Linked DNA regions of Homo sapiens: all the other regions are linked to region 3. A link is an interaction called in ENCODE POLR2A ChIA-PET data of the cell type or tissue named here. Cell type or tissue: OCI-LY7. All regions are shown on one strand. Links, peaks and the distances in the headings refer to the core of each region. The heading gives the core; the rest is flanking DNA.

The links. Peaks named below come from ENCODE experiments on the same cell type or tissue, not always from the same donor. Only the 100,000 strongest peaks of a DNase experiment are listed, where the experiment ranks them.
Region 1: POLR2A ChIA-PET joins it to region 3 with 17 read pairs; 2 of 35 experiments call an interaction of 5 or more read pairs at or near these places.
Region 2: POLR2A ChIA-PET joins it to region 3 with 21 read pairs; 3 of 35 experiments call an interaction of 5 or more read pairs at or near these places.

Annotation. Positions count from the first base shown.
Region 1 is chr2:63,997,784-64,008,387 of GRCh38, forward strand. The region is part of intron 1 of VPS54 (VPS54 subunit of GARP complex); the gene reads right to left. Among named protein-coding and RNA genes, the nearest start is that of VPS54, 16 kb to the right of the region's middle. In OCI-LY7, for the core only: CTCF peaks have their summits at 2,808 and 3,010; no DNase peak of the experiment used is centred there.
Region 2 is chr2:64,291,932-64,302,535 of GRCh38, forward strand. No RefSeq gene overlaps it. Among named protein-coding and RNA genes, the nearest start is that of MIR4433A, 44 kb to the right of the region's middle. In OCI-LY7, for the core only: no CTCF peak of the experiment used is centred there; no DNase peak of the experiment used is centred there.
Region 3 is chr2:64,082,133-64,092,736 of GRCh38, forward strand. PELI1 (pellino E3 ubiquitin protein ligase 1) reads right to left here. Exons shown (of 7, transcript NM_020651.4): 7 at 10,520-10,604. Among named protein-coding and RNA genes, the nearest start is that of PELI1, 57 kb to the right of the region's middle. RefSeq lists an enhancer at 4,612-4,801. In OCI-LY7, for the core only: no CTCF peak of the experiment used is centred there; DNase peaks (open chromatin) are centred at 4,439, 4,789, 7,779, 8,369 and 1 weaker place; H3K4me3 peaks cover 5,865 bases; H3K27ac peaks cover 7,595 bases.

The sequences.
Region 1 (10,604 bases), core at 1,715-9,714, 83 kb before region 3:
ATTAGGTTTTTATTTAAAGTTTTTCTTCTTTTTGATGTAGGCACTTATAGCTATAAACTTTCCTCTTTGTATCATTTTTGCTGTATCCTCATAGATTTTGGTATGTCATGTTTCCATTATTAATAAATTTTTCAATTTCTTAATTTCTTCATTGACTCACTGGTCATTCAGGAACATATTATGTAATTTCCATGTGTTTGTATGGTTTCCAGAATTCCTAATATTGATTTCTGGTTTTATTCCATTGTGGTCAGAGAAGATGCTTGATATTATTTGAATTGTCTTCTTTATTTCCAACCTGTTTCTTTGGCTCTAATATTTGCTTTATATATGAGTGCTCCAATAGTTAGGTGCATATATATTTACAATTGTTATATCCTATGCTGAATTGACCCCTTTATCATTATATGGTGACCTTCATTGTCTCTTCTTATAGTTTGTGTCTTGAAATCTATTTTGTCTGATAACTACTAGAGAATATCTTTTTCCATCCCTTTTTTTGTCTGTGTGTGTCTTTATAGGTGAAGTGTGTTTCTTGTGGGCAACAGATCACTGGGTCCTGTTTTTCTATCCATGCAGCCTCTTTATGTCTTGTGATTGGAGAGTTAGTCAACTTACATTCAATATTATTACTGATAAGTAACGACTTACTCCTGCCATTTGTTTTTTGTTTTCTGGTTGTTTCGTAGTCTTCTCTTCCTTCCTGTCTTCCTCTTAGTAAAGGTGATTTTTTTCTGGTGTTATGACTTAATGTCTTGGTTTCTTAATTTTTTGTGTATCTGTTCCATGTTTTTTGATTTGAGGTTACCATGAGGCTTGCAAATACTATCTTATAACCCACTGTTTTATGCAGATAACAATTAACACTGCTTGTATAAATAGGCAAAAAGAAAACTAATAAAACTCTGCACTTTAACTATGTCCCCCCACTTTATAGCTTTTTGTTGTTTCTATTTATATTTTACTATCCTTATGTCTTGAAAAAATTATAGTTATAATTTTTTATTGGCCCCTTTTAATTTCTCTAATTAAGGCTAGTTTACACACCAGTTATCATGTTATAATATTCTATGATTTTCTGTGTACTTATATTGCCAGTTAGTTTTACATCTTCAGATGGTATCTTTTTGCTTATTAATCTTTTTCTTTTTTATTGAAGTACATACCCTTTAGCTTTTTTTAAGACAGAGTCTCACTCTGTCACCCAGGCTGGAGTGCGGTGGCACCATCTTGGCTCACTGCAACCTCCACCTCCCAGGTTCAAGTGATTCTCCTGCCTCAGCCTCCTGAGTAGCTGGGATTACAGGCATGGACTATCTATCATGCCTGGCTAATTTTTGTTTTTCAGTAGAGACAAGGTTTCATCATGTTAGCCAGGCTAGTCTTCAACTCCTGACCTCAGCTGATCCACCCACCTCAGCCTCCCAAAGTGCCAGGATTACCGGTGTGAGCCACTGCACCTGGCCAGCTCTTTAGCATTTCTTGTAGGACAGGTCTGGAGCTGATGAAATCCCTTGGCTTTTGTTTGTCTGGGAAAGTCTTTATTTCTCTTTCATGTTTGAAGGATATTTTCATTGGATATAGTATTCTAAGGTAAAAGGTTTTTTCCTTCGGCATTTGAAACATGTCATGCCACTCTCTTGGCCTGTAAGGTTTCTACTGAAAAGTCTACTGCCAGCCATATTGGAGCTCCATTGTATGTTGTTTCTTTTCTCTTGCTCCTTTTAGTATCCTTGCTTTATCCTTGTCTTTGGGAATTTTATTATTAAATGTCTCGAGTTAGTCCTCTCTGGGTGAAATTTGCTTAGTGTCCTATAACCTTCTTGTACTTGGATATTAATATCTTTCTCTAGGTTTGAGAAGTTCTCTGTTATTATTCCTTCGAATAAACTTTTTACCCCTATCTCTTTCTCTACCTCCTCTTTACAGACAATAACTCTTAGATTTGCCCCTTCAAGGCTACTTTCTAAATCCCGTAGGTGTGCTTATTTTTATTCTTTTTTCTTTTGTCTTCTCTGATTGTGTATTTTCAAAAAGCCTGTCTTCAAGCTCACTAACTCTTTCTTCTGCTTGATCAACTGCCGTTTTTTGTTTTGAGATGGAGTCTCGCCCTGTCACCCAGACTAGAGTGCAATGGCACGATCTCGTCTCACTGCAACCTCTGCCTCCCAGGTTCAAGCAATTCTCCTGCCTCAGCCTCCTAAGTGGCTCAGATTACAGGGATGTGCCACCTTGCCCGGCTAATTTTTTGTATCTTTAGTAGAGGCAGGGTTTCACCATGTTGGCCGGGCTGGTCTCGAACTCCTGACCTCATGATCCACCCTCCTCAGCCTCCCAAACTGATGGGATTACAGACATAAGCCACCACACCCGGCCGATCAACTGCTTTTAAGCCATTATGATGCATTCTTCAGTATGTCAATTGCATTTTTCAACTCCAGAATATCTGTTTAATTATTTTTAATTATTTCAATCTGTTAAATTTATCTGATAGGATTCTGAATTCCATCTCTGTGTTATCTTGAATTTCTCTGAGTTTTCTCAACACAGCTGTTTTGATTTCTGTTTGAAAGGTCACATAACTCTGTTTCTCCAGAATTAGTCCCTGGTGCCTTATTTAGTTCATCTGGAGAGGTCATATTTTCCTGGATGATGTAGATGGGTGTAGATGTTCTTCAGTGTCTGGACATTGAAGTTATTTATTGTAGTCTTCACTGTCTGGACTTATCTGTACCTGTCCTTCCTGGGAAGGCTTTCCAGATACTCTAATGGATTTGGGTGTTGTGATTTAAGCTGTATCTGCTTTAGGGGGCACCCCAAGCCCAGTAATGCTGTGGTTCTTGCAGACTTGTAGAGGTACCACCTTGGTAGTCTTGAATAAAATCTGGAAGAATTCTCTGGATTACCAAGCAGAGATTCTTGTTCTCTTCCCTTACTTTCTCCCAAACAAATGAAGTCTCTTTCTGCTGAGCTGCATGGGGCTTGCAGCAGGGCAACACAAGCACCCTGTGGTCAACACTGGCACTGCACTGGGTCAGACCTGAAGCCAGCACAGCACTGAGTCTCACCCAAGGCCCACCGTAACCACTACCTGGCTACCGCCTATGTTTGTTCAAGGACCTAGGGCTCTACCATCGGCAGGTGGCAAAGCCAGCCCAGCTTCTGTCCTTCTCTTCAAGACAGCAAGTGCCCCCAAGTCCTCATGTAAGTCCAGAAGTTATCTCCAGGAGCTAGGAATCAGTCAAAAACCTTAGAAGTCTACCTGGTGTTCTATTATACTGCAGCTGAGCTGGCCCTCAAATCATGAGACACGGTCATTCCCACTTCTCTCTCCCCTTTCCACAGGCAGAGGAGCCTCACCCTGTGGCCACCACCACCAAAGGCCCATAGGGAGTACTGCCAGGCTACTGTCAATGTTCACAAGATACAAGGGCTCTTCAGTCAGCTTGTGGTGAAGGCTGCCAGGCCTGGGACTCACCCTTCAGTAAGCTCCCCTCTGGTCCAGGGCAGGTCCAGAAATGCTGTCCAAGAGCCAAGGCCTGGAATCAGGGACCCCAAGAGCCCACTCGGTGTTTGAACCCACTATGGCCAAGGTGATACCTAAGATACAAGACAAAGTCCCCTTTATTTTTCCATCTGCTTTTCTCAAGCAGAGTCTCTCACTGTAGCCACTACAGCTGGGAATGTGCTGGGTCTCACCTGAAGCCAGCATGTCTGAGTCTCAGCCAAGGCCCATGGCGTACTACGTGGTTATCACTGCTAGTTATTCAGGGCCCAAGGGCCCTTTAGTCAGCACAGGATGGATCCTGCCAGGACTGGGTCCCTCCCTTCAAGGCAACAGGTTCCCTTCTAGCCCAGGCGTGTGTCTAGAAATGTTATCCAGGAGCTAGGGCTTAGAATGGGGGCCTGACCAGTACCCTATCCTACTGTGGTTGAGCTGATATCCAAGATGTAAGACAAAAGTCCTCTTTACTCTTCCTTCTCCTCTCCCCAAGCAGAAGGTAGGGATATCTTTTAGAGCTGTGAGCTGGGCTGCCTGGGCTTGGAGAAGGGGTGGCACAAGCACTCCCTTAGGTGTTCCAATTGATGTCTTAGTAAGTCATGTGCCCCTAATTCCACTGGTGCCGAGCCCAGTTCAGCACTAGGACTTGCAGTCCTTTTGGCTTACACTGCCTTTTATTTAGGACCCCGGCACACCTCAGCCCACAGTGGCAAGGCTTGCCAGAACTCAAGTTCCAACCACTGTGATGGGTAATTCCCCTCTGGCTAGGGCTGGTCTGAATGCTCCCTCCATGTGTGGGCATCAGCTGAGTTCACCCTGGTTTTGCTTTTTGCTGTTATAGTGCATTCAATGAGAAGTCTCACAATTGCTGCACTCCTCCTATCCCAAGCATACAAATTTCTCCACACCACATAGTCGCTGCATGGGGGATGGGGGAGAGGTGGTGTCAGCAATTCAAGACTGTCTTTCCTATCCTGTTCAGTGCTTCTTTGGGCAATATGAAGTTAAAATCAGGTTCTGTGAGTGCTCACCTGATTTTTGTTTCTTATGAAAGTGCTTTTGGTGTGTAGTTGTTAAATTTGGTGTTCCTATGGAGGGGGACATCCAGTGGAGCCTTCTAGTCCACCATCTTGCTCTGTACCCCCAAATCTAAAATAAATACATTTTGACATGAAGTGTTAAGCCACAGACATGTGGAAAATGTATTTATGTTAAACATCCATTGCTTAATGTCAGATAAATTAGATATTCATTCTGACAATACTATGTTGATATCTTGATTTATTCTATTTACCATGCTGTTTTTACAGAAAAAAAATCCTAAGTGCCATTTTAGAAACCTAGAAATATGCAGGGAGATGGCAGAAAAATATTTCTAGATTCTTCTAAGTTATTTCTGTATCTGAGGAGAAAAACACATGGTTTACTCTTTAAAGATTTTGACTTGGAAAACATATGCACATTCTCTTTTTTCCTATACCACTCTTAATTCTTATAACAAGAGGGAAGATCTCTAGTAAAAGGGGATTACATAAAACTAGTGGACTGCCTATAAAGATGAGTCCCAGTTTCCAAACATTTGACTCTTCACTGCCTTCACCATCCACAGCTTATTATTAAAAAGATCTCCCTACAGTAAGAACCAAACTTTGTACTGATCATCACATAATTATAAAAGTACAATCACTGGTAAGAAAACATGGATTTATTCATAAGATGTAGATGTACAGACAAATACAACAAATGTACATGGCATCTGAATCACAAAATTTCAGCAAAGAAATAATCTTTCATTGAAAGGCTAAAGAACAAAAATGATGAGAAACCTTAAGAAGGTTTCAGGATAAGCAATGATAGTTTGTCTACTCAGAAAAAAAATCAGTTCGAAAAAACAAACAAGCAAACAAAATACACAAAATACAGGAAAACGGAAAGCTCTAAGCACTAAACACAGGGAACTACTGATTTCTGATAGTTCAAGTTAACTACCATCTAGAAACAAATTTGGCATTTTAACAATTGTAATGAGAATCTATAAATAGCTCTACCTTTTTCACATGGTAATCTCCTTATAATTGTATGAATACTATGTTCAAATATTATTCTCTCTTGAAGCTTTCTTTGGTTTCTCACACTTAGTCACTCTATGTATTTCAATTTTTGCATCAATCATACTGAGGTTTTGCTTTTCATACAGTTCTTCCCTATCAGGCTTTGCATTTCTTGATGTTTCTGTTTTTCTGTGTATTCTATTTGCTTATCACAGTTCCTGTCATACATATAATAAAAATTTTATAGATGAATGAAATGGATGGTATGTAGAACATATCAGAACAGACAGACAAAACAGACAGACAGCTGCCAATAATACTTAAGTAATAACAGAATGGGTCTGGGCTAATAAGGAAAAGAAAAAACAATCATCCATTCCAAAAAAAAAGGATTTCCAAGGATGAGTAAATAGAGATTTGATTTTCTTTCTTATAGCTCAAAATATCTTTTTATGTTCAGTTAAAAACTTCTTTTGAAAGGCACTAGAAGCATTGCCTCCCCCAACCCCAACCACCAGCCAGAACCCCACCAAGCAATGAACACACGTGGTGCCCAGACTTCTGTTTCTAAATACCACTTCCAACTAAAAGAACCAGGACTCTTTGAAAGAATATGTAACTCCAGACATGGAATACAGAAAGAATAAGTCTACCCTGAGCACTCTTGTGTCAGAAAGCAAGATATGCTCAAAGACCAGCAGGACCTATCAAGAGGACAAAGGACCAAGTTAAAAGGGGGTTCCCACTGGCCACATTTGGGACAACTTGAGCATATTTTTTTAAAAGTAATAGAGTATAACATATGGAATAAGTAAAAATTAATGGATACATAGAGATACTTAAGGGAGAAAAAAAAAGATAAGGAAAGGGGGTGGGGAAAGAAAATCTCTACTGAAGAATGCCAGTAATAAATATAAAAGGAATAACCAAATTAGAAAATCACCAATTTGCAACCCCCAATGTAAAAGCTAATTCAGGCAAAAATCACCAAAGTATGCTAAGGCCATTAGGTGAAAAGTTGTTAAAAACATTATATTCTCATGGCGCCTAAGTATTACCTCACAGATTACTTAGCAACACAAAGGGGAAAATGTATCTTTAAAATGGAGACCTGGCTGTCACCACCTTACATAAGTCATTAAAGTTAACATTACTGATAACAGGAGGACAACCTGATATTATGTAATTCATGAAATGACAAAATAGGAAATAAACATCATTACCTATGAAATAGTCTCTTCAAAAATGTTTAATCCAATCCAATCCAATCCAATCTCTAGATCAGGAGTTAAGCTTTATTGTCCTGTGGATTTCTTTTACAGTCTGGCGAAGTTTATGGATACCTTCTTAGAATAATGTTTTTAAATGCATAAAACACACAACACTACAATGGACAATTATACTGAACTACAGCTACAATAATAACTGTTTAAATTATAACATAGTATTATTTCTTCTTTTTGAGACAGGCTCTCACTGTCACCCAGGCTGGAGTGCAGTGACATAATCACAGCTCACTGCAATCTCAACCTCCTGGGTGCAAGCGATCCTCCCACCTCAGCCTCCTGAGTAGCTGGGACCACAGGTGCACACTACCACACCTGGCTAATTTTTGTATTTTTGTAGAGACGAGGTCTCACTATGTTGTCCAGGCTGGTCCTGAACTCCTGGGCTCAGGCAGTCCTCCCACATCAGCCTCCCAGAGTGCTGGTATTACAGGCATGAGCTACCATGCCCAGTCTACTATTGCTTCTTTTTTTTTTTTTTTTTTTTTTTTTTTTTTTTGAGACGGAGTCCCGCTCTTTAGCCCAGGCCAGATTGCAGTGGCACAATCTCGGCTCACTGCAAGCTCCGCCTCCCAGGTTCACGCCATTCTCCTGCCTCAGCCTCCCGAGTAGCTGGGACTACAGGTGCCCGCCACCGCGCCCGGCTAATTTTTTGTATTTTTAGTAGAGACGGGGTTTCACCGTGTTAGCCAAGATGGTCTCGATCTCCTGACCTTGTGATCCGCCCGCCTCGGCCTCCCAAAGTGCTGGGATTACAGGCGTGAGCCACCGCGCCCAGCCTACTATTGCTTCTTAATACGAATCTAGTAACTACCTTATAGGCAATAAATGAGCATAAATTAAATCTTAAGATATCTGTAGCAATTGAATGTGATATGAGAATACCTGAGATTTCTATTGGTGACAAAGCTACAGGTACTGTAAATGTACTGTCCATACTGTATCCATGAAGCGTTTCTTATATTCCTAATTAAAGGAAATGCTAAAATCCAGTTAGGGCAGAGTTTTTCAACTTTGACACTACTGACATTTTGAAAGGGATAATTCTGTTATCAGGGACTATCTTGTACCCACCCAGCTGTGACAATCAAAAATGTCCTAGGGTTGGGGAAGGAGAAGACAAACTCACCCCGGTTGAGAACCACTGAGTTAGGGAATAAGTTAAAATAAAGATGTAATTTTTTCCCCATCTAAAGTTCACAGATTCCCTGAATTCTACAGACCCTACAAGAGTCTGTGAACTCAAGGTTCAGCACCCTTGCTCTAGACCTACCTTTGAGTTTACAGTAAATAGAAGGAAGTAGGATAGTAAGGTTTAAACCACCATATATGAGGAAACAATGAGACAAATTAAGAGTATGAGATAGTCTATTAAGAAAATGGCTTGGATACTCAGTCATTTTAAAAAGGTGGGAAACTACTCTAGACTAAAATAAATTATGTGATTATTTACCTGCTTGTTTCCTATCTCTCCCACTATACTGTAAACTTACTTACTTATATTTGTTTCATTCACTTTCCTATACCACACCCAATACAAAGTCTAAGCATTCAATAAACTGCATGACTATTCAATGAACGAATGAGCAAATGAATGAATATCACAGAAAGTGTGTAAGACACACAAGCCACTAACACAATACCTCAAAAGGTTCACATACATTTCAAATAATCTAAAAATATAAATCCAAAATATATTTCCTTGTTTGTATTAACATTACTTGACTTTCTGAAATTTGATTCTAGATCTCCACCTTCCTTGTAAAACGATATACTAGTTAAGAGTATTGGCCATACAATCAGTTAGATCACTGTCATTTATTAGTTGTGTGACAACTGTCTTACCTTCCTAAGTCTGTTTCCTAATTTGTAAAATGGGACAGCAGCAGTATCTTCCTCATAGGAATGTCATAAGATTTAAATGAAATAACTTATGTGAGTTCATAGCATAATACTTGGTACATAGTAGACATTCAATAAATAATTGCAACAACTATTATTATAAACTTTTTTTTTTTGAGACAGTCTCACTGTCAGCAGGCTAGAGTGCAGTGGTGCAATCGCGGCTTCACTGCAACCTCCGCCTCCCAGTTTCAAGCCATTCTCCTGCCTCAGCCTCCTGAGTATCTGGGACTACAGGCGCATGCCACCACGCCCAGCTAATTTCTGTAATTTTAGTAGAGACAGGGTTTCGCCATATTGGTCAGGCTAGTCTTGAACTCCTGACCTCAGGTGATCCACCCGCCTTGGCCTCCCAAAGTGCTGGGATTACAGGCGTGAGCCACCACGCCCGGCAAACATCTTACTTTTTAAATGGTCAGCAAACATTAACATTTCAACTGTGCCATGCAAAATTTTAAAATAAATGCAAACTTTAGGATCCTGAGCCTCCTCTTCTGGCGTCCTTTTCTTTGCTTGAGCATTCCTAATCCTGGAGAGAGAGGTGGTGGGTAGGAGAAAGTAGAGGGAAAACAGCAATAACAAACTAAACCAATATGGGCAGACATAACTTACTTTCAGAAAAGTCACCAAAGCATAGAAAAATGATCCTCATTGCCTTGCCACTAAAGGGGGTAAAAAGAATATTGGAAAGTGATAATGAAGCTAGAAAATATGGTGGCCTAGAACATAAGCAACTTTGATGACAAAATTGTGCCCGTGGGAGAGAAGACAGACGAGGAGGTGGTAGGGGAGTGACTGGAAATAATGGTTTGGAAGACATCTGAGCATAGGTCAAAGTTAAGTCCATGGAAGTAGAGTAGACGAGATAAAAATTACAATTTTTGAGTTGGACAAGACTTTAAAAGAATATCTGGCTTGACTTTCTACTTCATATATAAATCCTTTCTACAAGGTGTCTTTTTGCCTCTACTTGAAAACTTCAATAATGAAGAATTAACTACTTTAAAAGCAGAGTACTACTGTAAAACAACCATAATTACTTTGGAGAAAAAATATTCTTGTAGTGAACAGAATCCTGCTTCCCTGAATTTTCCATTACTGCTTCTAGTTCAATTACATTACAGGAATGAATTAGTAGATAACTACAGATAGTCACAGGAAAGTGATATTACAAATGGAGAAAGTGCCGAAGAAGAGAGCTAATGAAAGCTCTGAAGAAGGGGTAGGGCAAATATGTTTAGAGGAAAAGACAAAGGCAATCAGAAATACCATCCTTACACAGGGAAGATGTGTCAGGAAGTAAAGTGCGAACAGTAAGTAGCATCAACATGCTGCAAAGAGATCAAGGAGATTACTAACTTTAGAAAGGATACTGGATTAAGAACAGTTTCAGGACAGTGGTTAGGGAAGAAGCAATCCCACTGAGGTTAAGAGGTAAGTGATGAAGTAATAAAGGCAACAATATCAACATCTCTTTGGTGGTAAAAGGAAAAAAAAAAAAAGAACAAGAGTTGAGCAAGAATCTTTTAGGCTATCGGAGACCTGACCATATTTGTAGGCAAACAGCAAGAAGCCAATTGAAGGGTGAGATTAAAGAGGAACAAGAGGCCGGGCGCAGTGGCTCATGTCTGTAATTCCAGCACTTTGGGAGGACGAGGTGGTTAGATCACCTGAGGTCAGGAGTTCAAGATCAGCCTAGCCAACGTGGTGAAACCCCATCTCTACAAAAAATACGAAAAATTAGCCGGGCATGGTGGCATGCACCTGTAATCCCAGCTACTCAGAAGGTTGAGGCACAAGAATCGCTTGGACCTGGGAGGCAGAGGTTGCAATGAGCCAAGATCATGCCATTGAACTCCAGCC
Region 2 (10,604 bases), core at 1,011-9,010, 210 kb after region 3:
CTAAAGCCTTTGGCTAAGCATCCTGATGTGTTAGGCAAATCTTGGTGTGGGAATCAAGATTTAAGGTTTGTATCAGGCTCTACAACAAAAGAGCTGTAAAGCTTGGACAAGCCACTCAAATCTTCCAGAGCCTCAGTTTCCTCATTTGTCAAAAGAAGAGGTTGTTACTAGATAATCTCGACAGCCTTTTTCTGTCCTAAAAATTGCATGGGTCTGTAAAGTCTGAACTGCCCAATATTTTTTTATATCTTAAACATTTTAATATGTCTCTTCCAAATGAAGGTGTCTGGCCAGGCATGGTGGTGTATGCCTGTAGTGCCAGCTGCTGGGGAGGTTGAGGTGGGAGGATTGCTTGAACCCAGGAGGTTGAGGCTGCAGTGAGCCATGTTCATGCCACTGCACTCCAGCCTGGGAGACAGAACGAGATCCTGTCTCAAAAAAAAAAGTAAAATGAAGTAAAATAAAGGTATCAACCTGAGGAAGGTACATTTAAATTTTTTCAGTCGATATTGCCCCACCACCCATAACCCCCTAAGGGAATCTGTACCCCATTCACAATCCATCCTGAAGAAGTGGGTCTTGATAACCATATTTGTACCAGATAACCTTGCTCTCCTGGCCACAGCTGATTGAACTGAGGGTAGACATCTGACCGAAGCTGGGCCAATCAGAATCTCTTGAAAATCTGAACTGCAAAGCACTTAGCCTTGTGATTCTAGAGGAGCTGACCCTAGAATAATCTCAGAGGTAGACATGTGACACAGTCCTTGTCAATTGATGGACTCCACTTTTCTGGTTTCAGTGATTGGTTCAACTGTAGTCTCATGATCAAAACTGGGCCAACCAGAGTCCCCTAGATTGTAGCCAGAACTACTGGGGAAAATGGTTTCTCTTCCTCTGGGATTATAAATTGAGAGGAGGAGCAATGTAAATCTGTAGCTGCTGGCTGCCATGTTGCCATCAGGCAATATCAATAAAAGCAGGGTGAGAATGATGGAGAGAGAGATGCACATGCACAGAGAGATGGCTCATATTATTTAATGATGAAATATTCAGTTGTGGCTACAGCTACGTACCTTCAGACTTTTCAATTATGTGATTGAATTATTTTATTATTTTTATTTTATTTTTTGAGACAGGGTCTCACTCTGTAGCCCAGACTGGAGTGCAGTGGTGTGATCTCAGCTCACTGCAACCTCTGCCTCCCAAGCTCAAGCTATTGTCCTGCCTCAGCCTCCCGAGTAGCTGGGATTACAGGCATGCACCACCACGCCTGGCTAATTTTTGTATTTTTAGTAGAGATAGGGTTTCACCATGTTGGCCAGGCTGGTCTTGAACTCCTGACCTCAAATGATCCACCCGCCTCAGCCTCCCAAATTGCTGGGATTACAGGCGTGAGCCACCGAGCCCAGCCTGAATTATTTTATTTGTGCTGATGCTAGTTTGGTTTGAGTATGTATCAACTCAGAGAGTCTTGACTCTGTATCCCGGGGAGTCTTGACTAATCCAGTCCTTAGGAATTGAAGCTAGAGCTGGGGCCATGGCAAGCCAGAGCCTTGCACAAGCCCAAGTTTTGGGAGAGCCAAAGCAAGAGTCTTGCAGAGAAAGTCAGCTGAAGAGAAGATGGGGAAGAAAAGCAGAGTAAAGAAAAGACAAGAAATATCATGGTTTCAGAGTGTGGGTAAGAGAGAGAGGGAGAAAGAGGGAGAAACAATGCTCTTTCTTTTTTTGTTGTTATTTTTGTTGTTGTTTATTTATTTACTTTCTTTTTTTTTTTCTTTTTCTTTTCTTTTTTTGAGATGGAATCCTGCTCTGTTGCCCAGGCTGGCATGATCTCGGCTCATTGCAACCTCTGCCTCCCAAGTTCAAGCGATTCGCCTGCGTCAGCCTCCCGAGTCGCCTGGAGTACAGCTGTGGGCCACCACGCCTGGCTAATTTTTGTATTTTTAGTAGAGACGGGCTTTCGCCAGGTTGGCCAGGCTTGTCTCGAAATCCTGACCTCAAGTGATCTGCCCACCTTGGCCTCCCAAAGTACTGGGATTAAAGGCATAAGCCACCATGCCCGGCCTATTTACTTATGTTTTATCAATAAGTAATAGATGTATATATTTTCAGGGTACATAACACCTCTACTTTTAAACTGGTTCCTATGAGATTCCCACCTCTTTCCTTATAATTCCCACTTTTATTTGAGTTCTTTTTAGTGCATGTCTTCAACCAAGACGAGTAGGAAATCAAAGCTTCAGAGATGACCACAATGCTGTAAAGCCCAGAGGAAAACCCAAAGAATGCTATGAAAACTAAGTGTGGAAGAAATCCCACAGCACCTGCAGCAGGTTTTACTCCACCTCATTGATGGACTATTTAAATTACTTAATTTTAGCTGGGCATGGTGGCAGGTCTCTGTAGTCCCAGCTACATGGGAGGCTGAGGCAGGAGGATGGCTTGAACCCAGAAGTTAGAGGCTGCAGTGAGCCATGATTGCCCCACTGCACTCTAGCCTGAGCAACAGAGCAAGACCCTGTCTCTAAAAAATAAAAATAAGAAAACTACTTGATTTTCAGGAAGATACTTCCAGTTCAAGAATTTCAGGGAGAAGCAAACAAGTTCTGGTGAGGAGATGCTGCATGCCTGGGCCTCTGTATAGCACTCTCAATTACAGCTGACCTGCAGAGAGCTTTGATAGTCTGAGGTTACAAGTAAAATTAATGACCATGGTGAGAAAGTTACTCAGCACTAAAGGCTCTCAGTCCTCACAACCTCTTATAGATGATGTGCCTTTAGATGATTCTTATGCTGTGCAATCATTCTTCATTTCATGTAGCCACCCATCTACCCACTGATTCTACAAAAATTTATTTAGCACCTACTGAGTAACAGGCATTAGAGAGGCCAAGACAGATGAGACACTCCCTGTCCTCAAAGGGCAGTAAGCACTTCTCATTCACAGAACGTTTACAGCTTGTAATTGTATGCATTTGTGGGATTTGTTTTTGTTTAATCTCTCTCTCCCATTATATCAATTTCATAAGGACAGGATTCATGGGTTTGTTGTTGTTGTTGTTGACTCTTGTATCCTAGAACCTGGTAGGGTTCCTGGCACACAATAGGCACTTAATACGTATTTGGTGAACAAATTATTAATGAAGGGCTTTGAGTCTGTTCAAGGTGTTATTGTTTTTCTTCTTTTTTCTTTCTGTTTTTACTCATGTTACAGCCTACCCCCAAAAAAGATATCTTCATAGGACCATCAGACAATAATACATTTGGAAATGTATGTGGCTTATGTCTTCCAGAATGGTCCACAGTATGTGGCAACTGCAGGCTCTGTAACAGATGCCTGAGCTACTAGAACTCGGTAACCAAGGATCCTCCCTGTGGTGTAGATCCTCGGTGTCTAGGGACCCTCCTTTCCTGGTAGCTCTTAGATTAAAGCTGCTCAGGAGAGAGAGTACAGAAAATGCAGCTGATTCATTGGCCTCGAGGAAACAGAGCATGGAAAGCAGACGAGGATGTGAGAAATGACCATCTCAACACCAGCAGGAGGAGGTAGACAAACAGGACAAGGGACTGCATGCATAGCTGTGTGGGATTGCCTTGCACAAGGGCACCCAGCCAAGGGGGCAAGTAGGGGCTGAAATCTAGCCAGGCTCTGCTTCTAAGCCATGAACCCTGGCAAGAGATTCTGTCAAAGGTGGCCTAAGGACCAGAGGTGGCCCAGTGAGAAGTCCCCAGGTTCTTAAGAAGACTGACAAAGTAATGAGGGAGAGTGTGGAGAGCACCTGCACTTCGCATTCAATCAGAAAGCTGTGGGTTGGGGTTTTGCCCAGTGTGATGGCCTCACTCTGTGAACTGTGATTACCGCTTCACACCCCTACACCTCTAAGCCCTGCTCCCACACATTCAGTTCTCAGAGTGACAAAGGGTGACTCCTAGCAAAAGCAGGAAAGATTTGTAAGAGGACATCTAAGATCAAAGCTGTCAGCAAGAGGCAAAGAGCCACTCTGCTACCCTGAAGATGGAGGATGAAGCAGCAGGTAACTGGGCTGTTAGGCTGCCTGCCCAGCTCTCTGTATGGGCTGACAGCGTATAGCTTCCTTTGCCCAAATGTGGATAGCCTGTATTGACACTGGAGAGAACTCATGCACACAGCCTAACAGAAAAACAATTTAGTACCAGATAGCTTTAAAAAAAAAAATCATCCACATCCTTCCCTATTCTGCTCTTCATGGTACATGGAGACTCCAGGGCTATTTCTAGCTCAAGATGCAGGGGTGCTGATGAGCAGTGGGATTTCTGCAGCTGATCGCTGATAGGATAGAGCTGTTGCCACCCCAGAGAGGTGCTAGGGACAGGCAGCTTAACTGCACATGGCCAGCACATGGCAGGTGGGCGGGAGGACGTCTGGCTGGTTCAGGGGGAGGTGCGGGGGATGGAACAGCTCTGAAACAGCATTTTGGAAGCAGTAAGCTGAAGATAGTGTGGCTCTGTGTGTCTCCAACACCACCTTTCTTCCACAGCTCTAGGCTTAAAGGGGAACAAAGAAAGAAAAAGGGAACATCTTAGGGATATCAGTGCACCTCCTGCACTTGCCTCTCTTGCTTCAAATCTGGAATGCCATTTCAGCAGCCAAGATGCAGATGCAGTTCTTTTTTTTTTTTTTAATTGAGAATGTGACTAACAGAATGAATAGTCTTAAGGAGAGTGGTCAAATTGTAACGAAACCCATCAAAACATCATAGGGAGGAAGGGGAGGGGAAAGATTGGCTTCAACAGTAAAATTGTATAGGCTTTAAGATCAGGTGAATTTGAGTTCTATTCCCACCTCTTTCATTATCAGCAATGTGACCTTGGGCGGCTGCTTAATCTCTCTGTGCCTATTTCCTTCATTTGTAAAGCGGGGATAATCCTAGGGGTGGCATGAGTGAAATGCATTTTTATTTTGGGGGGTGGGGGGCTGCCCCTGCATGGTCATGCCTCTGTCCGTGGTTCTGAATGCTCGCTTCTTTTGAGCTGGTCAGTCATTTCAAAACCCAGGATACTGCTGATTCTTGTTCAACCTCTCCTATGAGAGTATTTGTTGTTTTTCTTTGTTTTTATATTTTATCTTAATGGAGCGCTTCAGTTTTTACACACTCGAAGAATAAGTAGCAACGTGACTTATGTTACATTACTTACATAACAAAATCTGCTCACTGCCTTGTTTCCAACAGTTTAAAACATTTTTGCCTTCTAGGATGTGGGGTGTCAGACACTGCTCCCCCGCAAAGCTAAGTCTAAAGCAATAGTAATACATACTTCAGTGGTTTTTGTAAGAATTAAGCATGTAAATACTTCAGCTCCATGGCTGGCATATAAATACTAAGACAAAAAGTGGCTATTGTGGCAGGTGTGTGTTTGCAAACACCAAATTTGGACACAAAAGTTGCTCAAAATTACTTTCTAAATCAAATTACATCTCACCCTGAGCCTCTGCTTTCTACAGATTACTAGTTATTGGGGCAGGAATATTCCCATCAAGTTATGAGAAGGTCTTAGGGATGTTATACAGAACAAAATTTTCCAGACAAGGCTCCCTAGTCTTCAGTCCACACTGGTTACCCAGTGATGTGCTCATTGTCCCAGCACTCAGAGAAAAGCTGCTCTGATGCTTCTATTTCTTGCTTAGGTTCATTGTTTGCAGTGGTTGATAGCCCCAGGTCCTGGCATCAAGCTCCCACATCTCTCCTGGCCCCCAGCCCTCTGGTTTACCACCTAGCTATTCACCTCTGAGACTGAGACATCTGCAAAGAAACAGCTACCCTACTACTTGAGAACCCATGAGTCTCCTGGAGCCCAAGCCACCATTCTCTTCCTGGGTTCAAGGACTGTTTCCTTTTCCTTGGAAGAGAGAGGGAGGAGGCGAAGACAGCATCAGCCTGTACTCCTCCAAACGTAGAGTAATCTCCCCTCAATTGGGTCATTTCCCTTATTAATTCACCCTTTTACTTATTTACTTTATTATTATTGAACAGTATATGTCGTCTTATCACAGGAATTTAGGACCCCCTTTGTTATGTTTTTATTTTGAGAGTCATGAATGCCCTTGGAATCCCATTCAGTCTGACAACCAAATGAAGATCTAAACTCATACAGCAGAAGAGCTCAGGTCCATTGAGAAACAGAGCTTCATCTTCTAATTATTTGGTTTAATTTATTGGTGTACACTCCCTTTAAGACATCACAGTGCTTGACTTCACTGTTATTTTGTGTGAAATAGCCTCTGCTTACCCTTCTCTGTTAAAGAATTTTCCTAACTCATCCGTGAGCTATTTCACCTGACTGCACTGTGAACTGAGGAGAGAGTGTGGATCTGTAGGAGTTTGATTCTCTCAAGAAAGGAAATATGTTTGCCTGGAGTTTCTCTAAAGAAGGAAGGCAGCAACGCAACCCTGTGGCCTATGTGTAAATCATCTGACTTTCTCACCAATGTGGTTAAATCTTCTGATTTCTTACTCAGCAAGAGCTTGCTGAAAACTGACATTGTAGTTGCTGACTGGGATTGCAGCTCAACAAATTATTTCTAAAAGGTGTGCAGTTGTTGAAAAAAAAAAAGGGTCAATCAAGGTCAGTATAATGGGCATTTGTCTGATAGCCTTAGGCGTTAATGGGCATTTTTGTTTACTTCAAGGAGGAAAAAGAGATGAGGGGATAAAGATCTGTGATCTATAATGTAACTTGAAACATTTCGGCTATTGGCTAATGTCATAGGTGTTTCTTAATTTTTCCATCCATGAAGAAAATGACTGATAAAATTTATGCAAACTTAGCAGTCAGCCATTAATTGGTTTATTTCGGCTGTTTTTAAATGTCTCTTGAAAGTCGTTAGAGTGTTAATACATTCAAGAGGTAGCTGTGTCCCATATTGACAATCTAAATATGTAAGCAAGCCCAAAAAGAGGAGAAGGATGGAAGTTACCTAGGCAGGACATGGTCATCTATAGGGAAGAAAGTCATAATATCTTTTCTATCACAAACTTTCTGAAGCTCTGGTTAATCTGTGAAACTGGGTTAGCTGTTCTACAGAAAGTTAGGAAGGTCTTTGGTTAAAGATAAGAGACACATGAGTGGAAGCTCTTCACTCACTCTAAACATTTAAGAACTTCTGGCTAAAATATAATCAAAATGTTTTACATACATAACTAAGCATGAAGTCAAGTAAAGGAAATTGCCATTTTCAAAAGCAAAAAGATAACTTTCAAAGTCAGAGGTGAATAAGAATTGCACTGTGCGTATGGTAAGATCTAAATTCACATTGTCTATAGAATGTGGACACCCAAGTTGTGACACTAATGTTAAAAATTTGTCTCAACCTTGATGTAAAAAGAAATTATGTAACTTTACTAAAAGATAGGTAAAAAAGACCCCAAAGTGAAAAAAAAGGTCATGTTCAAGGATAAAAAGACCCAATATCATGAAGATCAATTTGTCCCAAGTTTATCTATCATTTCAATCAGAATCTCAATAGAAATATTTTATGGATATTATGCAGACAAATCCTAGCTGCTTATAAAATGTATATGGAAGGGCAAAGAACAAGAAAGAGGAAAGAGAATCTTGAAGGAGGAGGGAAGGGACTTGCCATAGCAGATATCAAGAACTTACTATAAAGCCCCAGCAGTTAAGCCAAAGGGGAGGGGAGGATGTATGAGAAATAAACAGAGAGACCAATGCAATGGAAAAGAGCTTAGACATAAACTCACCATATAAGAAAAAATTCATTCATAACAGAGCAGCCATTATACATCAGTAAGGAAAGGAATGGAGTGCTCAAAAATGGGGCTGGGACAATAATCACCCCTCCCTAAAAAAAGGAAAGAAAAATTGGATTTCTACCTCATACTATATACACAAATCAATTCTACATAGATTAAATGAAAGTTTAAAAATGACAAAACTTTAAAATGTTATTAAAAATATAGACTATTTGCATGACTCGAGTAAGAAAAATTATAATAAGTAACAAAATGCTCAAAAAACCAGTATAAAATATTCATACATTAGAATACATGAAATTTTAAACTTTTGTTCATTATAACATGTAATTACGAGAGTAAAAAAATAAACTGAGAGAAGATATTTGAAACAAACATAACATCAAGGATTAGTATTTCAAATATATAAAATATCTCTCTGAATTAACATGAAAAAGACAACACAGTAGAAAGAAGGGCAAAAAGTCATGAATGTAATTTAATAGGAAGAAACAAAAATGGCTAATAAACACATACAGAGAGCATTAGCACTGGAGTCATTAAGGCCATTGCAAATACTCCAGTTCTCCTTTCTCTGCTTACATGGTAGGATTGCACTTCACTGAGTAGACATGTGACTTGCTTTGACCAGTGACATGTGAATGGAAGCTTGATACTCTAAGCAGTTGCTGCCACTCAACTCTCCTCTTTTATTGACTGACGATGGGACAAAATTCTATACTCACCGAATGGTACAGCAAGTGGTGATGTTCCAGACACTGGAGGCTCGACCTGTCAGCCTCCATCCCTGAGTGAAAAGACACAGAACTGAGCCATCAACCAATTAATGATGAAATAATGATGAGTAAGAAGCATACTTTTGCTGTTGGAAATTACTATTATTGGAAGGTTGTTTCCATAGTAACCTAGATCAATAGCTCTCCGAAGTTTAGAATCATCTGGAGAACTTTAAAAACAAAAACCCCAATGCCAAGGTTGAATTCCAGATCAATTAATCCCTGGGAACAAGACTCATCAGTAATTTTTTAGTCTCCCCAGCTGGTTCTGATGTGCAGCCAAGGTTGAGAATCAAGGACCTGACCAGCCTGAATGAAGGAGGCTATAAAAAGGCAACATTCAGACAACAAATAAAAGCTCTTGAAAATTTAAGGCATAGTAGCAGAAATAAAAAACTCAGTAGAGGGGCTGGAAGATAAAGTTGATGAAAGTTTCCAAAGAGTAGAATAAGAAGACGAAGAGTTTTAAAAGGGAAGAGAGAAAAATAAAAAATTTAGAAGACCAGTCCAGGAAATCCTAAATCTGAGAAAGAAAAAGTAAAAGAGAGTTCGAGAAAGAGAGAAGAGAGAAATAGGGGGAGGACTAAATAGTCAAAGAAATCATGTAAAATGATTCCTCTAAACTGAAGGACATGAGGTAACAGACTGAAAGGGCCCACTGAGTGCCCAGGAAGAGAGATGAAACTAGACTCAGTGAATGGAGACACAAAGATCTAACAAGCTTCCAGGGAGAGTGGGAAAAATTCACATATGAAGGATAAGAAATCAGAATCTGTTTAGCTACAGACAGTGGAACAATGCCTCCATAATTGTGGAACAAAATTAACATATCCAACTTTGTATTCTCCTCCCAGCAAAATTATCAATCAAGTATGAAGGTAAAATAAAGATGTTTTTATACATACATGGTCTCAAAAATTTTTCTTTTAAGAACTCTTTCTCAAAAAACTATGGACATCACAGTGACTACAGTTAATAACAAAGTATTGTATATTTAAAAATTGCTAAAAGAGTAGATTTTAAGTGTTCTCACCACAAAAAAGGTAAGTATGTGAGGTAATGCATATGTTATATAGCTTGACTTAGCCATTCTACAATGTATACCCATGTGGAACATTTGTATACATTTATGGTGTACAACACAGAACATTTGTATACAACATGGAACATTTGGAACATTTGTATACATTTATGGTGTACATGATGTTTTGATATGACACGTGACATCAAAACATCATGTTGTACACCTTAAATGTATACAAATTTTACTTGTCAGTTAAAAAAATAAACTTAAAAGTGAAGCTACTGGAGGTTAGGATCCAGCAAAACAAGGGCATAAATGAAGAGAAAGGACAATGAAGGATTCAACTCCAGAGACAAGGGGAGGCATTCCCAGTGTAAGGATGAAGGGAGAATCCAGGGGAAGGCTGGTTAGAAGGCCCCAGGCAAGTCCTCTGGGAAGGTGAAGGTTGATGGAATATGTGATGTGTCTGAACATCCTGAGAGAAGATTTAAACAACTGTCAGAGGGTTCAGATTAAATTAACCTTAGAGTCGTAAAAAACTAAACAATTGTGATAGACAATTGTGAAAAACAACTTTTTAAAAATGTTATCTTGTAATTGACAAATAATAATTGTATATATTTATGAGATACAATGTGATGTTTTAGTACATGTATAAATTGTGGAATGATAAAATCAGGCTAATTAGCATATCCATCACCTCAAATATTTTTCATTTCTTTGTGGCATGAACATTCAGAATTCTCTCTTCTAGCTAATTTTGAAATACCGTCTGTGTTACTTAACTACAATGATACATTCTGAGAAATGCATCTTTAGGCAATTGCATTGTTGTGCAGACATCATAGAGTGACCTACACAAATTTAGACGGTATAGCCTACCACATACCTGGACTATTGGGATAGCCTATTGCTCCCAGGCTACAAACTTGTACAGCATGTTGCTGTACTGAATACTGTAGGCAATTGTAGCAAGATGGTAAGTGCTTGTGTCTCTAAACGTATCTAAACATAGAAAAGATACAGTGAAAATATGGTATTATAATCTTA
Region 3 (10,604 bases), core at 827-8,826:
CATTCTCTGATTCCTTATGGCCCATAGGATAAAGCTCAACATCTAGACTTGGCTTACAAAAGCCTGTCCATGTGTCTTCTGCCTGTGTCTTTGGCCTCTTTTCTTGCCACTCACCTCCTTTTACTCTCCATTTACCCACATTCAATTCCATTTTCTCAAGTATGCACTACTCTCTATTGGTGCTGAGTCACTGCAAAAACTAAGACATTCCTTCTGCTGGGAATCCTCTTCCCACTGTCCCCACCTGCCACTCTGCCCCCATCTTTAGCTATCTCCCTTTTCCTTCAAGTCCCTGATTCCAAACATTTCCTTTTACAGCATCTTCTCTGATTTCCAGAGTCTGGTTCAGTGCCCCTTCTATGTGCTCCCAAAGGTCTTCTTCCTCTTTTTTAAAATTAATTTTTAATTTTTGTGGGTACATAATAGGTATATGGATTTATGGGGTACATGAGATACTTTGATACAGGCGTGTTAATATGTAATAATTGTATCAGGGTAAATGGAGTATCCATCACCTCAAGCATTTATTCTTTGTGTTACAGACAATCCAATTTTGCTATTTTAGTTATTTTTAAATGTACAATTATTTTTTACTATAGTCACCAGGTTGTGCTAGCAAATACTAGGTCTTATTCATTCTTTCTATTTTTTGTACGCATTAACCATCCTCACTTCTCCCCCATATCCCCACTACCCTTCCCAGACTCTGGTAACCATGCTTCTACTATTTCCATGAGTTCAGCTGTTTTAATTTTTAGCTCCCACAAATAAGTGAGAACATGCAAACTTTGTCTTTCTGTGCCTGGCTTACTTCACTTAACATAATGACCTCCAGTTCCATCCATGTTGTTGCAAATGAAAGGAGCTCATTCTTTTTTTATGGCAGATTAGTACTCCATTGTGTATGGGGACCACATTTTCTTTATCCATTAATCTGTTGGTGGACATGTAGGTTGTTTCCAATCTTGGATATCGTGAACAGTGCTGCAGTAAACATGGGAGTGCAGATATCCCTTCAATATACTGATTTCCTTTATTTTGGGTATATACCCAGCAGTGGGATTACTGGATCATCTGGTTGTTCTATTTTTAGTTTTTTGAGGAACTTCCAAATTGTTCTCCAAAGATCTTTCCTTCTGCTATAGCACTTACACCATATTGTAATTGCTTATTTACCTTCTGCAAGACTGCAGCATTGTAAGAGTAAGGACCATGTCTATTTTATTCATCTTTGTATTTCCAGAGCCTCTCAGCTCAATATATTTTTACTGAATAAATGAACCCAAAGTAGGTATTCAGTTTTTAATACATGCTTCACTTTCCTAGTGGATAAACATGTCTGGGTAGTCAGGCAATTAAGAAATATTCTATATAACAACCACTCTCATGGTGACTGAAAAGAAAGAATTCCCCTCTAGACATCTTTAATGATTTTTTAAAAAATCACTAATTTTACCAGAGCATTGTAAATTGTGATACTCAAGCAGAAAAAAAAGATCAAATTAAAATCAGCTCTTGCTTTCCAATTTAAGTTGTCAACAGGCCTCTGTGTTTGAGGTTTCCCCAGGAGTCCCACAGGACAAGGAGAGAGAAAAAGGCTTATCACAACTGTCAGTCTAGACTCTTCCTACTTTACTTCTCCACTCAAGAGTGGAGTTCCTCTCCTATCCAGTGATCTTAAGGTTGCTAGAAAATTAAAAATAGTTCTTCAACACATGAAGGATGAAGGCTCCAGTTCTAATCTGCTCAAATATTCAATGAATATTTAACTGCAGGCTGACTGTATGCAAGACATCTTATTTCTCATAATCTCCTCAGGTCTCCTGTAAGTATTTTATTCTCTTGGACAGACCTCCGTTTAAGAGAGGGAGACCCTTACTCTATTGACAAGCCCCCCTAGCCTTTAAGAAGCAGAATAACAGCTGATAGTTTAACTTCCAATCATACAGGTACCAATCATGCTACTAATTTAAAATACCAAAAAAGAGATTTTGGTAATGGCTAATGGAAAGCTGTCATGGGTCAATATATAATTAAATTCCAATACAAATACCAAAAAAAAAAAAAGAATTTTGGTATCTTAAATTATCAGATAATTTTGCTCTGAGCTGTTTTTCTAATCAGATTGATTGTGATGTATTGCATTATTCACACTCTTTTATCTATTCATTCCAGTATATATTAGCCCCAATATATATGTGCAAGATTGCTGGTCATAGGATAGTTTTTCTTCAGGAGAAAATAATTGGTCAACAAAGGGGATCAAAATTTAGATTTATTAACATAATAACTAACTCAAACCCCACTTCAAAAAGAACTGATGATCTGGCATTCCATTAAAAACCCAGCATTATCTTCTTGGCACCCATATTAGTTTGCTTAGACACAACACCAGAAAACAAAAAGCAAATGTTGGCATTTCAGAAATGCTGTGTTAGCTGGAAATGAACCATGCAAACAGAAGCACATAAAGAACCTTAAGAGTCAATGTGTTTTTTCCAGCCAGGAAAATAGTGTCACTACATAAGATTCCCTTTTGTTTAATTATACCTAGTTCTCTAAATAAAGCCTTTTATCACCTTTCCACATAAAGGGAAACTTTAAAGAAACAAAGTGACAAAATAGATGTTTTTGAAATATTTTCACTCAGTGAGGTATGAGCTTCTTGTTGCAAACCCTCTCTAGTAGATGCTGGGTCCTGTGGTTACAGATGTACTTACAAGCCAAGGATATCTGGAAATCCAGGTTAATCAGCAGTCCAAAATGTCAGTCATAACAAACAACAATAATGACAAAGGTCAAATTAATGTAATATTCTCAGAGTAAAAGTGTGTATTTCTCCTTGTTATGTCAATTATTTTGCTCATGTTGCTCCTATTTTGTAGGACATTTCATTGGTCAGCAGGCTTAACTCATCGTAATGAGGGAATGAATGAAAAGGTGAAGATCAACTTTCTATTTTAATTCCCATTATGACAAAACATTTTTGCAGATCAAAAAGATGTTTGAACTAGTGTCACAGATCAACACAGAATTACATTCCAATGCAAGCTAATAGGAACAAATTCCTTGGAATTTGTTGTTAGAGAATTTGATATGTTGGGTCATTGCTCTGTACTCTGTCCTCCAAACTATATATCCTTTCAAAAGTGTTTCAGCTACAGATAATTTGGATTATCCTTTCCATTAGCCATTGAATGATTAAAAAGCTCCTTAGACTGAGGATAACTTTAAAATACATTTAAGATGCTCCAGCTGGGTACAGTGGCTCACGCCTGTAATCCCAGCACTTTGGGAGGCCGAGTTGGGTGGATCACCTGAGGTCAGGAGTTTGAGACCAGCCTGACCAACATGGAGAAGCCCTGTCTCTACTAAAAATACAAAATTAGCCTGGCATGGTGGCACATGCATGTAATCCCAGCTACTTGGGAGGCTGAGGCAGGAGAATTGTTTGAACCCGGGAGACAGAGATTGTGGTGAGCTGAGATTGCGCCACTGCACTCCAGCCCGGGCAACCAGAGCAAAACTTCATCTCAAAAAAAAAAAAAAAAGCTCCGATTTTGTTTTATTTCAAAGAGCCCACTGAGCTCCCAAAATGAAGAGGCTGTAAATTTGTTAGTCTGAGACCATCTACTGTTGCAAGTCTAATTCCATACATAGGGCCACCACCAAAGACCCAAGGAACTAAAATAGGGTAGAAGAAGTATTAATTCATTGATGCCAAAGGGTTGAATTACTTTGTTCCCATAGAATGGTAGGTAATGAGATTCATGACCACAGAGCCAAGGAGTTAAAAATAAAAGTATGTTACAAAATGATAGGAAATGCTGGCTTCAGTACAACTGAGTCCTCTCCGAAGGGCAAACTGCTTATCTTGATATTTTCTAACTCCCCTCACTCAGTCCCTAGTTTATTTACAGTGAATAACTGCCCATTGTTACCTACTTTGATAAAGGAACATTTAAGGACTGGTATCTGAGGCCAGACTGGATTAAGGCTTGGACCCATGCCTTGTCTGAAGAATTCCTTGTATTTGTGAAATTCCACCCAGACAACATTTTCAATGGTCCTTTTGTATTTAAAGAGGAATTAAAACACTTTGGTAAATAAATACGGCTATATTTGAAATCAGTAGCAATAATGAAACCATAAAAGCAGCTGCAAAGAAACTCTTGATTGTTAACTCTCAAACTTTAAAAGTCCTATAGCATATACCAAAGCAGAATAACATTCTTTTAATGCTTCTCTGCAAAAGGTTACATCCCAAGAGTCATATCTTTGACTTTAATTTCATCATAACAAGTATCACTTCACAGTTGTATTACCTTTGCAACAAGATACCAACTTTGCATAGTATACTTGATTCAGGGATTCCTGTCACAGTTGAGTTCTTTGAATAAAATCAATGAAAAATAGAATCAACATTTGCATTCATGCAGTATGACTAATATAGAAATGACACTAAGAAACATGTTAGAATTTACACACTCAAGTGAACACTGTTTCTTTCAACCTAGTCACCTTGAGAAGCTATACTTATTCCAGAATTTGGAGGATTTCTTTGGTGGGTGTGTTTATGAGAGAGGAGAGGGAGACAGAGAAAAAGAGGGAGATGGGAGTTGGGGAGAGAGACCAATCTCCAAAAAACTGCTTGTTCTCTCTTCCCCAACCCCTGTGCAAAACAACTTGGGAAGACTCGCAGTAGGGGATTCCTCCCACTACCCCTCCGCAGCTGCCACCTGAGCCCATACTACTTTGGGAGCTCCTGGCTGTAGATAGCAGACAGCCTGTGTGAACCGTTCATTCTCTTGTCCCTATACACCTGGTCCAATTCAACTCCTGCCCCTCACGATTCCAGATTTTGACAACTTTGTTTTTTGTTTTGAGACAGTCTTGCTCTGTCGCCCAGGCTGGAGTGCAGTGGTGTGATCTCGGCTCACTGCAACCTCCGCCACGCAGGTTCAAGTGATTCTCCTGCCTCAGCCTCCCAAGTAGCTGGAATTACAGGTGCCCACCACCATGCCTCACTAATTTTCCTATTTTTTTAAGTTGAGACGGGGTTTCACCATGTTGGCCAGGCTGGTCTTGAACTCCTGACCTCAGGTGACCCTCCCCCCGTCTCGGCCTCCCAAAGTGCTAGGATTACAGGCGTGAGGCACTGCGCCAGGCCCCAAATTTAGACAACTTTATGGTCGCTATGGTTCAGGTTACTATTGTTCAACTACTTTGTGAATTGAGAAAGATTTTTTTGAATTGCTTGATAGTATAGTGATTTTAACATTTTAATAAAACATTACCATCTCCATTTCAAATAACTAATTTCCCAAAGGTCATTTGACAAGCCAATTGAAAGTGAACAGTATCTGAATACATTGCATTCCTGCAGAGGTATGCTAGGCAAAATAACTGTCCTAACTCCATAACAAATAGTAGAGTAAAATAAGAGCCTTGTCATTGAATGAGCACTCATATTAGCTGAATGATTTATAATGATTTATATAGCATACCAAAGGACTGTAAGTGAGTCTACTGGACAACTCTCGATTCTCTTTCCCTGCTTTTGTCTTTCATTTCCAAACTAAGCAGCCTTTTAGTTAAATGAAATCTGAAGCAGATCATTCCTTACATTTGGGAATCATTGTTTACATGACAACAAGAGTTGATAGTTTTACTCTGCAGACACTTATAATTTAAAAACAAAAACTTAAAATGCAATGTTCTTACCTCTGCTTCAACAAACAAAACGTGGAAATATAACTGAGTCTTGGAGGATAGACATAGGCATGGAAGTTCTAATACCAGATCTGTCAATCAGTAATCAGTTCATCCTGGCCTTCATTTCCTCATCTGTAACTTGATGTCCAAGATCCTCTCTAGTTTATATTTTATTATTTTTATTAATAGTTATACAGTAATACGATATAACTTCAGGAAATCTTAATTTTCCCTTTAAATATTGGCTGCTTGTTGTGCCTTTCCTCATTAAAATAGGTTCTTAAAAATTTGAATGTCTGGATGACATCCTTTTTGGCTGTCATTGATATTTCTTCTCTTTCCTCCAGGGCAATCCTTTTGTTCTATTCTGGCACCATCGATTTTCTTCTTGTTGCCTTGTCAACTTTCCAGTTAGTGCCACTTTTTGTAGTATCTTCACCTTTTCCCTTCCTATTTTTCAGCCAATGAAAGCATATTTTCTGATCAAATAATAGCTTGTATGTAACCTTTATTCTTCTGACTATTTTTATTAATGCTTCTACTCAGTATTAAGTAGCTTAAAGGTCCAGAGTTCTCAGTTTTGTTCAATCATCCAAGAAATAGTTTTCGAATATCTGTCATGTGCCAGAAATCATACTTATTTACCAACTCGCAAAAGAATTCCTTCAATGTGTTCCATCATTAAAATGGGGAAGCAACAAAATGTGGCGATTATGTACACACAAATTGGGTGAGACTTCCAAAGTTCAAATTCCAAGTCCCCCAGTTAAAAGACATGTGAATCTCGGGCAAGTTACATTGCTATGGCTGGTTTCCATTGTAAAATGAATCTAACAGTTGGTTCCTCACAGGGATGCTTTGATTTTTAAAATAATATCAGTAATATTCCTAGTAGGGTACATTTAGAATAGTGCTTGACACATAGCATACACGCACATGTTAGCTGTGAGGAATGCTTGTACGCTGTGGCTTAATATTCACACACATAGCCGAGTTGACAATTTAATGTCAACCTAAATAACCCAACATTCCTGTTCCATCATCTAACACAATGCATGGACATGGTATTTTATGGCGATTATTAGGAAAACTCGATCTTTTTTTTTTTTTTTTTTTTTTTTTTTTGAGACGGAGTCTTGCTCTGTCGCCCAGGCTGGAGTGCAGTGGCGTGATCTCGGCTCACTGCAAGCTCCGCCTCCCGGGTTCACGCCATTCTCCTGCCTCAGCCTCCCAAGTAGCTGGGACTACAGGCGCCCGCCACTACGCCCGGCTAACTTTGTGTATTTTTCGTAGAGACGGGGTTTCACCGTGGTCTTGATCTCCTGACCTCGTGATCCGCCTGCCTCGGCCTCCCAAAGTGCTGGGATTACAGGCGTGAGCCACCGCGCCCGGCCTGGAAAACTCGATCTTATTACTTTTTTTTGTTGATAATTATCAAATACAGGCCTATTTCCTTCAGGGAAACTGGACATTAAAATCTGAACTTATAGGTTTAAGAATTCTGTTTTCCATAAGCACTCAAATATTTTTTCAAAAACTTTAAAAGCAAAGCACAACTTGTGCTCTGCCACTGCCAAAAAGGATTTGAAGCAGCAAAATATTAAGATTCAGGAAAACTGAAGACTCTTTTTTGTTTTTTTTTTTAAAGGCAAGAGCCAAGGAAAAAGGTGTATATGGCGAGGAGGAAGAAAAACTTTATCAGAATGCTTTCGCTAAATGAAGCGATTATAGTTGAAAACAAAACTTCATTTCCTTAGAGGGAAGCCAAAGCAAAGAGAGAACCATGAGACGTGTCCCAACTCTCTATTTCAATGAAAGGAAATTCACCATTCATCAGGAGGGATACTTTTTTGTTTGTTTCTAAGCTAGCGTGGGGTATACAGAGAACACTGATCATAATGGTTGAGAACTTTGATAGTAGTTATAAGTGGAGTTGTCCTTCCTTTGGCAAATGTCGTCTGACAGGTGCCTCAGTCTAACACTCAGGACGGAGTTCCTGATTCCTCCACCAGTGAGCCTCATCCCCTAAACAGTTCTTCCTATAATCTCTACTTCAACAAATGGCAGTTCCATCCTTCCAGTTGCTGAGGCTGATTGAGTGGAGTCATCCTTGATCCCTCTTCTTTCAAACCCTGTAGCTGATCTGCTAGCAAATGCTGTCAGGTCTGCCTTTAAAACACATTCAGAATCTGATCACTTTTCAAACCACCTCCACTGCCACCACCTTATCCAAACCATGATTTATCTCCAGGATTACTGCAATGTTCTCCCTGATCCCACCTTCAGTGTATTCAGATCCTATTAAATATGTCACATCAAGTCACTCACCTGCTCAAAACCCTCCAATGTCCCAATCTCATTCAGAATTAAAGCCATAAATCCCAGGGGGCTCTCCATAATCTATTGTCATCCCCATCTGTCACTTAAATTCTGTCGTTTTACTTCTTTGACCTTACCTGCTACTCTTCCTTGATTCATACCACTTGGCATCACACGCCTCTTTGCTATTGTAGAAATATCCCAGACATGCTTCTATTTCAGGGCCCTTGCAAGGGCCTTGTAGAGCTCTCTGCCTAAATGCCCCTCTAAGTGGCCACTCCCTTCTCTCTTCAGCTCTTTTAGAGCTTTATTCAAATACCACCTTCCCAGTGGGGCTTTCCCTAGCCTTCCTGTTTGATATTGCAAACACTTCTCCTCCTGCCCCAGCATATGACATTTTGCATCTGCATCTCCTCTTTCTACTTTATTTGCCCCCTCAGCACAGTTCACTATCATATTGTATATATACATATATTTACTTTTTCTTGCTTATTTCTATCTTGTACACTAGAATACAAACACGATGAAGGCAGGGATTTTTTTTTTCCTGCTATATCACCCGGTTTAGGACAGGGCTTGGCACACAGTGGGTATACAAAAATCTGTTTTAAGAAAGCAGAGGCCGGGCGTGGTGGCTCACGCTTGTAAATCCAGCACTTTAGGAGGCCGAGGTGGGTGGATCACTTGGGTCCAGGAGTTCGAGACCAGCCTAGCCAACATGGCAAAACCCCGTCTCTACTAAAAATACAAAAATTAGCCAGGTGTGGTGGCCGGCACCTGTAATCCTAGCTACTTGGGGAGGCTGAGGCAGGGAGAATTGCTTGAAGCCGGGAGGCAGAGGTTGCAGTGAGCCGAGATCACACCACTACCCTCCAGCCTGGGCGACAGAATGAAACTCCGTCTCAAAAAAAAAAAAAAAAAAAAAAGTAGATAAAATTTGAGGATAAAACATTAAAGAATACTTATATAAGAGTAATTCTGAAAGTGGGGGTGACAGACAGAATAACAGAGTTCAGTGATGCAGAGTTTTGCTGTTCTGATTTGCTATAGGGCAGTGCTTAGAGAAAACAGAGAAGGGAATGGAACATAGGTTTATTAACCAGTGGTCTCTAAAGTGTGGTAGCACAGCAGGGTGTGGTGGCTCAACACCTGTAATCCAAGCACTTTGGGAGGCTGAGGCAGGAGGATTGCTTAAGAGCAGGAGTTTGAGACCAGCCTGGGAAATCTAGTCAGACGGCGTCTCTACTGAAAATGAAAAAAATTAGCCAGGAATGGTGGTGTGTATCTGTAGTCCCAGCTACTCAGGAGGTAGAGGTGGAAGAATTGCTTGAGCCTGGGAGGTTGAGGCTGTGGTGAGCTGTGATTGCACCACTGCAGTCCAGCCTCGGCAACAGAGCAAGACCCTGTCTTAAACAAAAAAAGAAGTGGTAGCACAAGATGATCCATTGCAACGAAGGGCCAAAGTGTTAGAGTTATGTTGAGCTTATAACCTTAGAGACATAATAAGTGGACTTTCACCAGTGCCCTCAGTCTGGGTCAGACGGGAAGAGTGAAGTGGGACACTCAAATGTTAGAAGTAATTAATCCTAGCACTTTGGGAGGCCAAAGTGGGCGGATCACAAGGTCAGGAGATCGAGAGCATCCTGACCAACATGGTGAAACCCTGTCTCTACTAAAAATACAAAAACTAGCTGGGCATGGTGGCGGGCGCTTGTTATCCCAGCTACTTGGGAGGCTGAGGCAGGAGAATGGCGTGAACCCGGAAGGTGGAGCTTGCAGTGAGCCGAGATCACGCCACTGCACTCCAGCCTGGCGACAGAGTGAGACTCCGTCTCAAAAAAAAAAAAAAAAAGAAGAAGTAATTACATACTTACATTATTATTTATTCCTACCCTGCTTTACATGTACTAGAAGACTTTTACATGAGGGAAGTAAGCAAAGAAGGTTGCAAGAGGATAACCTAGTAAAAGAACTCTGATGTCTGAATGGCTTCCCTTCATGTCTTGCTTCATTACCCTAACATTTTAGATAAAGGGAAATTTAATTCCTTGAACAAATTAAGTAGCATTTAAATATAAAGATTACTTTGATAAAAGAGTTAAGCCATAAAGATTATCTTTCTTGAGAATGCATTTAGAAGACCTAAATACAACTTTTTCTCCTCCTTGGCCAGAATACTGACATTCCCTTAATACAACTAAGTAAAAGTGTTCTATTAGGCCATGACAAAATAACAGTTCTGCTTGAACAGCAAACACCCAACTGATCATTTAAATTGCCTGAATTTTTAAAACTTGAATTTGATAGAAAATGAGCCAGGTTTTTCCCTGTTAGAAGAGATTGTTTTTACCTGTTAGAAGAAAATGCAGGCAACTTTGGGAAGGACGTGCAACTTTTATGGTTACGAAGCCACTATTTAAATAGTCTAACATGCAACTTACAGGTGCCAACTCCCTAGCAAGGCTTAACTTAGAAAAGGCCTCAATTATTCAACCACTAACAAAGTTCCTTTATTAGTAAGAGATGCTTTTAAAAAAGAACCAGATACTTTAAAGTGTTACATTAAATGC